Linked DNA regions of Homo sapiens: region 2 is linked to region 1. The links are chromatin loops, found by intact Hi-C in ENCODE. Cell type or tissue: Caco-2. All regions are shown on one strand. Links, peaks and the distances in the headings refer to the core of each region. The heading gives the core; the rest is flanking DNA.

Region 1 (8,309 bases), core at 1,958-6,957:
TCTGCATGTTTTGGTGGAGACCAGATTTCACCATGTTGGCCAGGCCGGTCTCAAACTCCGGACCTCAAGTGATCCACCTCCCTTAGCCTCCCAAAGTGCTAGGATTACAGGTGTAAGCCACCACACCCAGCCTCACGTTTTGAGTTTCATCCAGTCAGAATACAGACAGAATAAGGGTACCCACACTTTTGGAGTATGGACAAAAGAGAGATTCTCTAGGGATTCTCCTCCAGTATTAAATGTGGTTATTGCCCAAAAGAGCAACATAGCACTATGCATAATGTCAATAGATGAGATTTGTCTTCAACACCAAAGAGGATTTGGTCCTAGAGATCAAATGTGGCCCCAACTACCATGAATGTGTCACAAGCTCCCTTTAGACACACTAAATGATACCTGGCCTAGAAGACTCTGTACCTTCCAGAATCTAGGATGACAGACAGCTTTCAATCTCATCGACTAGCTAAACCAAAGAAATTTACAAAGAAAACTCCCTCCTACTAGAATTCTTCTTAGATAAAAAGCACTTTGAGCCATTCTCTAAACCAATGGTTTTCCAACTCAGCAATCTAGGAGCTGGTTAAAACTGTAGATACCTAGATCTCATCCTGCAAAATCTGATTTGTAGATCTAGTATGGGGCAGGAATCTTCATTTTATCAAACATTCCAGATTACTCCAAGGCATAATTTATAGCTACAAGGATGGATTATCTGTGTCTCTTTCAAAAATGACATTGTGTCTCAGAAAGGGAGATACACAAAGGGAGTTTTAACAGCAAAATTCTTTAATGTGCTCATAATATTAGTTTGTCAGCAAGGCTTTTTAGAGGAAAAAGCCTCTAAAAGAAAAAAAAAGACAACACGCATGTCTTATGGTAGAAGCCGTCTCTATTTCTACTATCCTAGAAGTTTATCTGAAATGAGCATTTAAAATAAGGTGATAACATTTTCATTCTGCCACCTTACAGACAAGGCATAGGGGCGTTTAGAAAATCTCTTGTTTAGGTTCTCATGCACCCATGTGTAGTAAAACACTCACCTCTCCCTTTGTTAGTCCTGGTAACACATTCTATTTGTTATTTCACTATAAATGTGTAGATTTAGATGTACAAAATAAGTTTATTTTATCCTATCTCTTTGTGTTAGTCCCTTTCGGCTGGTTTCCAGCTGACTTGCCTTTTGCAATACCGACCAAGAACCATTCCTAATCAGGAGAGGTTTCTGTAGCCTTCCTTTCCCCACTGCAAAGCTTTCTCTATCTCTGTGAGTTTCTTCCATATTTTCTATCCATATTATCAAGAAGCTAAGCAGAGCATATAGGTAAGAAAGAATCAAGATATGGCAGCCCTCAATACAGTAATAATAAAAGCCACAGCTTTGAAAACTGCCTGAGAAGCAGAACCAGGCAGTTTATGGGTGTGTTTCCTAGTTCTCTTAAAAACCAAATGCAGTTCTTGACAAGAAACCACATTGTATTTCCAATAATAATGTGATTATTGGCCAAAAGAGCAACATAGGTGGGTTTTCAATGAGTATTAACAGTGGGTCGATACCTTAACATAATAAAGGATGGACAGAAGGGAGCTAGGCCTGCACCATCATCTTTGCCCTAGGAGGCTGGGCAGCCAGGGAAGAACTGTGAGTGTTATTGCTGTGTTAAGGAAAGCAACACTGGTTACACAAAACAAAGAAAACAGGAAAGACTTCTTTCCATGTTGGCTGCCATGGCAGCCACCTAGCTCTTGCCTGGCTCCTCCCCAGAGATTATCCGGAAGAGACAGACAAGGACAAGATAAGAAGGCTAAATCAACCACTGAAGGGACCTAAAGAAGAGAAATCAAAGGACAGTTGATATCTAGGGCCTTCAGAAGATTCTAAAATGGAAAGCAAGTGGTAACAAACTCCAACATGTAGGAAAAGACCATTCCAGCCAGCTTTCCACTGCAAGGAAGACCATGTAGGGGAAAACACAGAGAGGAAGGCAGCTCACGTTCCAACCCTACAATCTCATGTCTTCTGGGCAAATTGCATAATTTTTCTGAGCTAGAGTCTCCTCATTCATTGACTGATAAGTTTCCATTCTACTTATCTCCTAGGTGATTAGATGGTATCTTGTATATGAAAACATTCTATAAGATCCAAAGAACCAAATAAATGTTAGTTGCTTATTTTCTCCTCCTATCTGTTGAGAAAAGGATTTAGGGCGGGAAGAGGTCTCTGGGTTGTATATGGATGATATACAGATGAGCATGGGAATAATTTTAATGACTACCTCTATGGGGAAAGATACTCTGCCTTCTAATCAAAGAAAGAAACTTACTGAGTAAGGACTTGGAAAGTTGTGATTTGACCTGCCGTGCTAATCTATTGCTACAGAAGTGTGAGAGCTTTTTTTTTCTTTTTTGTTGTTGTTGTTGCTGTTTTTCTTGAGACGGAGTCTCACTCTGTCACCAGGCTGGAGTGCAGTGACGTGATCTCAGCTCACTGCAACCTCCACCTCCCGGGTTCAAGCAATTCTCCTGCCTCAGTCTCCTGAGTAGCTAGCATTACAGGTGTGTGCCAACACACCCAGCTAATTTTTGTATTTTTAGTAGAGATGGAGTTTCACCATGTTGGCCAGGCTGGTCTTGAACTCCTGACCTCGTGATCCACCCACCTCGGCCTCCCAAAGTGCTGGAATTACAGGCATGAACCACTGCACACAGCTCCTGTTAGTGACTTTAAAATATTTGTCATGATACCAAATTACTCCTCTTCATATATCCCAAATGGGTGAAACTCCTCAAGACCAACAGTGACATGAGAGATTGTTGGCCTGTACATTTCTCCCAGTTAGGTGTTCAGTTCAAATGCCTCCAGGAGCTTAAACCAGATTTGAAGGATATGGTTTAACTATGTTACGGAGTTACAGCACGGGTTATTCTACAATAAATACTTGTTGAGTGGAACTGAATTTCAGTTTAGCTCACCCTAGCTAATTGGGTCTGATTAGGTAAGGACAAATTCTGTAGCAGACCAGTTTTTTCCATGTGTGGGCCTTGGCCTACCTTTATACAGAATCCACCTGGAGAAAAAGCGTAAAGAAGATTACTGTCCCTAGGCCGGGCGCAGTGGCTCATGCCTATAATCCCAGCACTTTGGGAGGCCGAGGCAGGCGGATCACTAGGTCAGCAGTTCGAGACCAGCCTGGTCAACACAAAAATTAGCTAGGCATGGTGGTGCATGCCTGTAATCCCAGCTTCAGGAGGTGGAGGCAGGAGAATTGCTTGAACCCAGGAGATGGAGGTTGCAGTGAGCTGACATCATGCCACTGCACTCCAGCCTGAATGACAAAGCAAGACTCTGTCTTAAAAAAAAAAAAAGATGAAGAAGATTAGTGTCCCTCACTCAACCCCAGATAGTCCAACACCTCAAAGTCCACACTTCCCCTCCAGGGTCTTCAACATAACCCTCATCGGCATCAGCCCCCATCCCACTTACGTTTCTCTCAGCACTCACTCATTAAAGACGGTATCAGGGCTTTTGCTTGTACTCTCCCTTCTCTAACTGAACCCTTTCTTCCGGCTCCATTCTCCATCCTTTGGGTCATTTACCTCCCACAAACACAAGCTCTGAGTTGAAGGCCCTTCTCCCTTTCTCATTAATATTTCCATTTTCAGAGGGACCTAACAAGGATGTCTGCCTCTAGACATTTATGTCTAATGCTTACCATTACTGTTATAGTGGGAATGTTAGGACAGGTAGAGATTTTAGCATATCTCAAATCATGGGAAGAAGCTATTTTCTCAGTTATTGATTTCAGAGAAGCCTCTACCCCTTTGGGACTAGAAACCAGGTCTCCTAACTCATAATCCAATTATCTTCCCAGCTCACCTGCTGATTCTTGGATCAGACTGAGGCTTAAGTCTGACAGTCTGATTTTTCCTTGCATTAAAAACACATTTAAAAAAAAAAACCTTCTGATTTGGTTACCTAAACTCAGTGACCATTTCTGATGTTTATAGCTGGGTATCAAATAATTCAAATGGCATTTTGAGCTTTAAACACTTTCTGTAAATATCAGTACTAAAAAATGCCTTGACATCACTGAACTAAATAACAATTATTTTAGTGTTATTTTTGTTTTTATATTTTATACTGTGTTTGATCTTTGTAAAGCCAACAGGATTCAGGATCTGAGGTCTAGGTCACTGAAGAGATTGCATCAGCATCTACATCTACCCTTTGATAGGCCCCATTGAGGGAGAAATTCACAAGGAGCCCAGACGTGTTTACTTTGCTGTTATCCAGCACTGCAAACAAGCAACTGGGTTCTGTGATGACCCTTTACTGCCTAATGTTTAAATATTGCCAGCGACACTGGTCCAGTTTTAGCCTGATTGTGCCGTTAGGTTTGTTACTAAGATGCATTGTTTTGCATTCTAGTACACTACTTTCATATCTAAAATGAAATCGAAAATGAGAGGAAAATATTTAACCATGGTCAGGTCCTGTGCCACAGTCGAGTAAATATTCTGTGTGCTTCCAAACATCATTTGCACACTTACCATTTTATAATTAACATGTTTTGAAACTGAGATCATAATCAATAACAAACCTAAAAGATCAAAGTTCTTCTTTCAGTCTTTTTAGTCAGATTTTGCTTTGGGAACCTGAGGAAAATACGATCCCCATGATTTGCTCTCTAAATAATGTAGCATATCAGACAGATAACCAGTCATTTAGCTTCAGTTATCTGTCCTAACTACATTATATGCAAAACAAACAAACAAAAAATCATATCTACTGTGTAAATCCAGATCTCACTACTGGAGATTCATTCTTCCTATTGTCAGTTGAATTCTCTGTCAAATCTCCAAGCAAGCAAGCCTCATATCAAGATGACTAAGAAGTTTTATATTCACTAGTTGGGACCTTTGATCTGTGGCTCTAATTGGAAGAGACATTTTTAAGATTACCCAAGCTCCAAAGTTCATTTTGGTGTACAGAGCAAGGAATGATTACTACATGGTAGAAATTTTTTAAAGAGATAACTTGGTGGGTCTTCAGCGTTAGGGGTGCCGTCTACATCAAAAGATTATATTCCTGTGCCTGCTTTTTTCTTTACTTTTAGAGTTCTACTGTTTTACAAAGGATCGATGGACCTAAGATTCAAATGCTTTATCTTTTGATAGAGTTTTTACTGCAATTGCATATGGAGCTATGGCCATCGGAGAAACGCTCGTTTTGGCTCCTGAATATTCCAAAGCCAAATCGGGGGCTGCGCATCTGTTTGCCTTGTTGGAAAAGAAACCAAATATAGACAGCCGCAGTCAAGAAGGGAAAAAGCCAGTAAGCACAACTGTGATCTTAAATGTCCAAATAAAGATGGCAACAGTAGGAACTGGGGGCCACTGAAGATGGGAGGGAGAGAGGGGCAAGGGCTGAAAAACTAACCATTGGGTGCTATACTCAGTACCTGTGTGACAAGATCATTCATACCCCAAACATCAGCATTACGCAATATACCCAGACAACAAACCTGCGCATATACTCCTGGATCTAAAATAAAAGTTGAAAAAATAAAATGTAACATAAATGAAAAATAAAAATAAAAAATAAATGTCCACTTATTAAATGAAGGCTGTCTTTGGAAAACTCTGCAAAAGATAATGTCATAGTAACATAAAGAGTTAAAAGTTTGTGCAAAATAATTTTATGGCTGCAAACGGGGAAAAGGGGTCTTGTCTTAATCAAATTTTTACCTCTACAACTAAAATTTATATTTCATATTTTAAAATATATGCTTTTAATTTATATGCCTGATGCTATGAGAATGTTCTTGAAAAAAAAGATTGATTCTTATACTGAATTCTACTGAGAAACTAAAGTTTTGATCTTGGATGAAGATTCGTATTAAGGTTTATTTGTTTTTTTTTCTCTGATAATATATGCAAAGTAAATAATATTCTGCTGCTTCAGACACCATTTTTCATGGGAAATATATTTACAAACAAAGGGGAAAAAAAGGAAAGTATACCTATTAAATTGATGCACACAAACAAATTTAGCCTCAAACTCTAAAAGACTGTGAATATTAAAAGAGAAATAATAGGTAGGGTGTATAATTTCAAAATAAATCTCTCAATAATAGTCTTATACAGCTGGGCGTGGTGGCTCACGCCTGTAATCCCAGCACTTTGGGAGGCCGAGGTGGGTGGATCACGAGGTCAGGAGATCGAGTCCATCCTGGCTAACATGGTGAAACCCCGTCTCTACTAAAAATAAAAAAATTAAAAAAATTCAGCCGGGTGTGGTGGCACGCACCTGTAGTCCCAGCTACTCGGGAGGGCGAGACAGGAGAATCGCTTGAACCCGGGAGGCGGAGGTTGCAGTGAGCCGAGATCACGCCACTGCACCCCAGCTTGGGCGACAGAGCGAGACTTGCTCTCAAAAATAAATAAATAAATACAAAATAAATAATAGTCTTATACATTAAATATACATTCAATTTTAGTACTTTTCTAGACATTTTAATTTTTAAAATAAAAATAGTCCATTAGGTATATACTTAAATGTTTTTAACTTATAATTATTTCCCTCTAGAATTTTAATAGATTTATATGTATGACAGCTTAAAATACAGCATTACTAGAGCTACACAATGGTTAAGAAGAATGCCTGTTAGTGACAGAAATAAGACTATCTGGAAATTCTCAAAATAGAATGCTTCAAAGATACATCACAGTCAAAATAAGATTTTGTTCTTGTATTTTGGAAAGTAAAGGATGTAAGAAGCTTTTTTTTAATTTTAAGATTTATATGTATAACAGTATTGCTACTCCTATTTCTTTCTGCAGATTATAACAGAGGAATTGAGTATCTCACTGATCTATGTCCTTACAGAACCATAGGCATGGCATAGACTATGGAAGTGTTTCTTATAAAGGCTATAAAATTAATGAATTTAATCCTTATTTTATTTAGTATGTAAATGTTTCTGAATATCACTCTACGCTTTTAAAAATTAAAATCTGGGCAGGGTGTGGTGGCTTACACCTGTAATCCCAGGACTTTGGGAGGCTGAGACGGGCGGATCACCTAAGGTCAGGAGTTCAAGTTCAGCCTGGTTAACATGGCAAAGCCCCATCGCTAACAAAAACACAAAAATTAGGGTGTGGGGGCAATGCCTGTCACCCCAGCTGCTCGGGAGGCCGAGGCAGGAGGATCGCTTGAACCTGGGAGGCAGAGATTGCAGTGAGCCGAGATCACACCACTGTACTCCAGCCTGGGTGACAGAGCGAGACTCCTTCTCAAAAAAAAAAAAAAAAAATTAAAGTCTGGTCAAACAAAATTGGCAAATATTGAAATTCCAGCTGGGTGATAGGTATGTGGGCCATTTATTAAATTTTTCTCTCTATTTTTATACTTTTGGAGTTTTTCATATTAAATAGAATTAAAAATCGTAAGAATAAATTTTAAATGTATTAAATTTAGAAGTTTTCTAGAATACCTCTGTGAGCTATTATACAAAATACTTACAAGAGCATACATAAAAATAATTGAATTCTTCATGTTTCTGCGGTATTCTGTTTTTTTAAAACCTTTTTTATACAAATGCAGAGAGGGAAGTACACCAAAAAAAATTTAAAAAATAAAACAAAAAGAAATTTTTTATACAAATAATATTCATAGGTTGTAGGGGGCAAATGGAAAATACTCACTACACTAAAATAAACGACTACTACACTACTTTTAAATTTTGGCAAATATCCTTCCAGATTTTTTTTTTCTATTTCTAGATCTCTTAACCACATCTTAACATCAAATTCTTTTAACAAGAAAATAATATCATAAAATTTTTTTTGTTTACTCCTCACCCCTACCTGCCCTTGCTTCTTACCTATAATATGATGGGCTCAGAATGGGTCAAACATGACTAGTAAACCTGACTGTAAGGATGTGTTTTAAAATCCAGCCATCACTACCACCACACACACATGCACACACACACACAAATCCACTACTCCTTAGTTGTTTAGTCTAACAACAAAAATTAATAAGACTTAAAATGCAATTGAGAAGAACACAAAGATCAAAAGAACTTAAAATCTTATGAACCAAATATATAAAGGGAAAGTTAATCATTTAGTGATAGTTCTGGAAAGTCTTTTTTAAACATCCTGGTGTAGATGAGTATTGGTTTAGAAATCATTAACCAGTAAAGAGATTGATGCACAGAGAGAAACTAAATGTTTAGGCAACTGTCACTGCCAAATAATGGTCAATTGAAAATAAAGATAGGGCTGGGTGTGGTGGCTCACGCCTG
Region 2 (5,000 bases), core at 1-5,000, 72 kb before region 1:
TTATGTTAGGCTTTTTTTTTTTTTTTTTTTTGAGATGGAATCTTGATCTGTCACCCAGGCTGGAGTGCAGTGGCATGATCTCAGCTCACTGCAACCTCCGCCTCTCAGGTTCAAGCGATTCTCCTGCCTCACCCTCCAGAGTAGCTGGGATTACAGGCACACACCACCACACCCGGCTAATTTTTATATTTTTGGTAGAAATGGGGTTTCACCATGTTGGTCAGGCTGGTCTCGAACTCCTGACCTCAAATGATCCACGCGCCTCGGCCTCCCAAAGTGCTGGGTTTACAGGCATGAGCCACTGCGCCCAGTCAGGCAATTTTTTTTTTTTTTACCAAAAAGAGAGAGAGAGAGAGATTAGTAATCTAAGCCTGAGTACAAAAGAACAGTGAAAAAAAATTAATAAATAAAAGAATAGTGACAAAGAGGAATTTGGCCTCTCAGAGTCAGAAGGATCATACCCTTTAAAATGGCTATAATGGTAAATTCTGTATTATGCATATTTTTCCACAATTTTAAAAACAAAACACAACTAGCCTTTTTTGGAAAACCACACTCACACTGTCTTCTTGGGAAAGAAATTCAAACCATACTCCAAATCGAAGCTCTCATGTGGGTTAAAACCACTTTTGTTCCTGTAAGTTGTTTATTTTTATACTATTGTATAAATAACTAGTAGAATTCTCTTTTATAAATTTAGGTCACTGTTACTTAGCAGGACATTCCAAGGTTTTAAAGAATATACTAAAAGGTCTTCTAAGACATAATAAAATATTTTTCCATGATATGGATAAGCATCTTGGTGATTTTTGTAAATTAAAATTATTCCTAAGCCTTTCCTTCCTCCCAAAATAAGGAAAATGCCTATAGAAGATACTGATTTTCCTAAGTGCTATCAAATAAGTGATCTCAATGTATTATTTACCAAGAATAAAAATAGGTAAGCTATTATGCCCTTATGGAAAAAAATAAACTAATTATTGCAGCATTTTCTCTTCTTACCCACCATTTACTCTTCTTACCCACCATTTACTTCATCATTTATTTTTTATTGTAAATTTCTCCACAAATACTTAAATGATTAGCTTGTTAATAAAGTTAAGTAAAGCTGGGAGTGGTGGCTCACACTGTAATCCCAGCTACTTGGGAGGCTACAGTGGGAGAATCACGTGAGACCAGGAGCTCAATACCAGCTGGGCAACATAGCAAGACCTTGTCTGTAAATAAAATAATAAAATGATTTTTTAAAAGTTCAATGAAGAGAAAAGGTATTAAATGATGATAAATAATTTTATGTTATCTCTAATTCTTAACCTTCATGTTAACTTATTTAGAAGTGACAATGAAGAGATTCCAGGCCATAAAAAGAAAACATTTTACCATTATTATGTTATTATTTCACGTTCCTAATTAGGTAGTACACGTGGGTTCATTTTAGCAGAGTTTACATTTTGAAAGTGTTTCTTTTCTAAAGGGTCTTAACCCAAGCATTCATGCATTCACATGAGTAGATTTCTGCAAGCTGGAAAGAAGGGTCAACGAGCAGGTGAGTCACCCATTAAAAGTGACTTCTAAGTTCCTGATATTTTGCTATTTGTCATCCCCCTTGACAAAAAAGAAAGCATTCTCGGACCAGTGACGTGGTCTGACAGTAACCCCACATTGTTGAGCCCTGGAACCCATGTCGACCCAGAAGAACATTAAGCCAATTGGCTTTCAACATCACAGTCAGGTAGTTAAGAAACAAAAGGCCTATGTTTCCCGTTCAACTACCATGGTGACCTTATTATAAAAGATGACCAGCTAAAATTTGATAGCCTAAAAGAAATGACACTGAAGAGTAGTGAGAAGTTCTCAGACTGTATTCTTGGAGTACTAGGGTACTAGGGTCTCCAAGGAGCCTCTCAAGGACTGAGAGAGGTGGGGAAGTGAGGTGGACAAGCAGGTAGGGCCGTACCCCCAACTCCCCTGCCAATTCAAGCAATGCAGTGATCCATTTATCTGGATGAGATAGAGATGGAAAGATAGATAGATAGATAGATAGATAGATAGATAGATAGATAGAGATACATACATACATACATACATACATACATACATACATACAGATATAGATATACAAGCTTCCAGATGAGCTTCTATTTGTTGAAAGGATTTTGCAGTTAAAAAAAAAAAAAAAATGTTGGGCCGGGCCTGGTGGCTCATGCCTGTAATCCCAGAACTTTGGAAGGCAGAGACAGGCGGATCACCTAAGGTCAGGAGTTTGAGACCAGCCTGACCAACATGGAGAAACCCTGTCTCTATTAAAAATACAAAAATTAGCCGGGCGTGGTGGCACATGCGTGCAATCCCAGCTACTTGAGAGGCTGTGGCAGGAGAATCGCTTGAACCCAGGAGGTGGAGGTTGCGGTGAGCCGAGAGCACGCCATTGCACTCCAGCCTGGGCAACAAGAGTGAAACTCTGTCTCAAAAAAAAAAAAAAAAAAAGTTGACGATAACAGCACTACATCATGGAGTACATGTCACCGATGAGCCCCAAATCCAACTGAGGCAACCTTTTGGAAGGCAGTGAGTGGGAACTTGTGTTCTCGTAGGTTTTCTATGCCACACTTGCCCCCAGGTTACTAGAACTCTCTGTGCTGACACGCTTTCCCAGAAACTGTGTTATGCCTGGTAATGGACCCTCTCAAATGCTTGAGGCTTTGTATTATTTTCCTTTCTTTTCCTGCTGCCCTCTATGTTTACGGCAAGTCCCATAACCATCACTGGTGAGAATCTAGCTGATCTCCTCAGGTCCGTATCTCTGCCTAGCAATTCTGGGAGGGATGTTTTAAAGCACCCTCTTTTTCAAAGTCCAAAATAATGACCTGGTGATGTATGGCTGTGCATGGAATTGTAAAGTAATCTGAAAAATGTCAGCAAAGTGTCAAGTAGAGACCTGTCTTCCTGGTGACCTTTGTTTGGTCAAATACCTAATTGTTTGGCTTTTAGCTTTGTGTAATCTGTGAAGTAGGATAGGAGATACTAGGAAATTCTTTCAATATTGTATTTTCTAGAAAAAATAATACAACAAAGACGTATTGATAATCTACCACACTATCTACGTTGAGGTATCTGGAACCACAGTGGTATGAATTGCACTATCTCCCTAATCTTTACACTAATTCTGGCTAAAAGACAGCATCAGCTCAAATTTTCCTGATCAGTTTTTTAGCAGGCTTTGGCTGCCAAAATCTCTTCTGTGTTTTAAGTCTGAAGCAATTACAGTTGAATATTTTGTTGTTGTTCACTATGAGGAGTATATCGGTTTTAGGTCACATGAATGATCTAGTAGAGATGTATTTTTCTAGTACACTTGATAGTACCTTGAATATGTACAGTACATGTAGGCCCATTTTATGGACCTCTGAGGCACAGTTTTTTCCCTTTTAAGTTATTAGATATTTCTGTGATTTATTTGATGCACTCAGATACAAATTCATGCTATAATAAGTTAAATTGTAACATAATATCTACCTTAATCAAATATTTATAGTTTAGGCCAGGAGCCTGGCAAAGTAAAGATGACACAGATGAAATGCTTGATAAGTAAATAAATATGAGAAGAGATATATATTAAAACACCTGTGAAGTGAATCCCCTGTGAAGAAAAGAAGGTCTCTAACAATATAAACCTGTATCAGGAAACCCTGTGATTCTGATTCTGTGCACAGAAGGATACATGGAATTCTCAGACCTTTTCTAGTTGCAACCTTTTAATTGTTTGACTTTATATTCTGTCCTCTCAAATTCTCCTTAGACTGTGACGTGTTAATGCTCTCTTTTATATTTTCTAATTAAATTCCATACACATTAATTTGAGAACTGTTGGAGAGTATTGTGAAATCATTGAGCTAATGGGTCACATCACGTGGCTTCATGAATAAGATTTGAGATCTGTTTGCTTTTGGAAAATAACATTCGCCTCTGCCCCTGCCCCTGCCCCTGCCCCTGCCCCTGCCCCTGCCCCTGCCCCTGCCCCTGCCCCTGCCTCTGCCTCTGCCTCTGCCTCGTCTCCCTCTGATGCCGAGCCAAACCTGGACTGTACTGCTGCCATCTCGGCTCACTGCAACCTCCCTGCCTGATTCTCCTGCCTCAGCCTGCCGAGTGCCTGCGATTGCAGGCGCACGCCGCCACGCCTGACTGGTTTTCGTTTTTTTTTTGGTGGAGACGGGGTTTTGCTCTGTTGGCCGGGCTGGTCTCCAGCTCCTAACCGCGAGTGATCCGCCAGCCTCGGCCTCCCGAGGTGCCGGGATTGCAGACGGAGTTCGTTCACTCAGTGCTCAATGGTGCCCAGGCTGGAGTGCAGTGGCGTGATCTCGGCTCGCTACAACCTCCACCTCCCAGCCGCCTGCCTTGGCCTCCCAAAGTGCCGAGATTGCAGCCTTTGCCCAGCCGCCACCCCGTCTGGGAAGTGAGGAGCGTCTCTGCCTGGCCCCCCATCGTCTGGGATATGAGGAGCCTCTCTGCCTGGCTGCACAGTCTGGAAAGTGAGGAGCGTCTCTGCCCGGCCGCCATCCCATCTAGGAAGCGAGGAGCGCCTCTTCCCCGCCGCCATCCCATCTAGGAAGTGAGGAGCGTCTCTGCCCGGCCGCCCATCGTCTGAGATGTGGGGAGCACCTCTGCCCCGCCGCCCTGTCTGGGATGTGAGGAGCGCCTCTGCTGGGCCGCAACCCTGTCTGGGAGGTGAGGAGCGTCTCTGCCCGGCCGCCCCGTCTGAGAAGCGAGGAAACCCTCTGCCTGGCAACCGCCCCGTCTGAGAAGTGAGGAGCCCCTCCGTCCGGCAGCCACCCCGTCTGGGAAATGAGGAGCGTCTCCGCCCGGCAGCCACCCCGTCCGGGAGGGAGGTGGGGGGGGGGGTCAGCCCCCCGCCCGGCCAGCCGCCCCGTCCGGGAGGTGAGGGACTCCTCTGCCCGGCCGCCCCTACTGGGAAGTGAGGAGCCCCTCTGCCCGGCCAGTCG

Evidence for each region. Hi-C counts contacts between places; a loop is a spot of excess contacts. Peaks named below come from ENCODE experiments on the same cell type or tissue, not always from the same donor. Only the 100,000 strongest peaks of a DNase experiment are listed, where the experiment ranks them.
Region 2: a loop joins it to region 1, with 9 times the contacts of the local background. A loop is called at or near these places in 1 of 110 quality-filtered maps.

What each region holds. Positions count from the first base shown.
Region 1 is chr7:20,733,808-20,742,116 of GRCh38, forward strand. It overlaps ABCB5 (ATP binding cassette subfamily B member 5), which reads left to right. Exons shown (of 28, transcript NM_001163941.2): 24 at 5,176-5,332. Among named protein-coding and RNA genes, the nearest start is that of SP8, 49 kb to the right of the region's middle. In Caco-2, for the core only: no CTCF peak of the experiment used is centred there; a DNase peak (open chromatin) is centred at 4,284; H3K4me3 peaks cover 250 bases.
Region 2 is chr7:20,663,703-20,668,702 of GRCh38, forward strand. All of the region lies in intron 14 of ABCB5 (ATP binding cassette subfamily B member 5), which reads left to right. Among named protein-coding and RNA genes, the nearest start is that of ABCB5, 51 kb to the left of the region's middle. In Caco-2, for the core only: no CTCF peak of the experiment used is centred there; no DNase peak of the experiment used is centred there.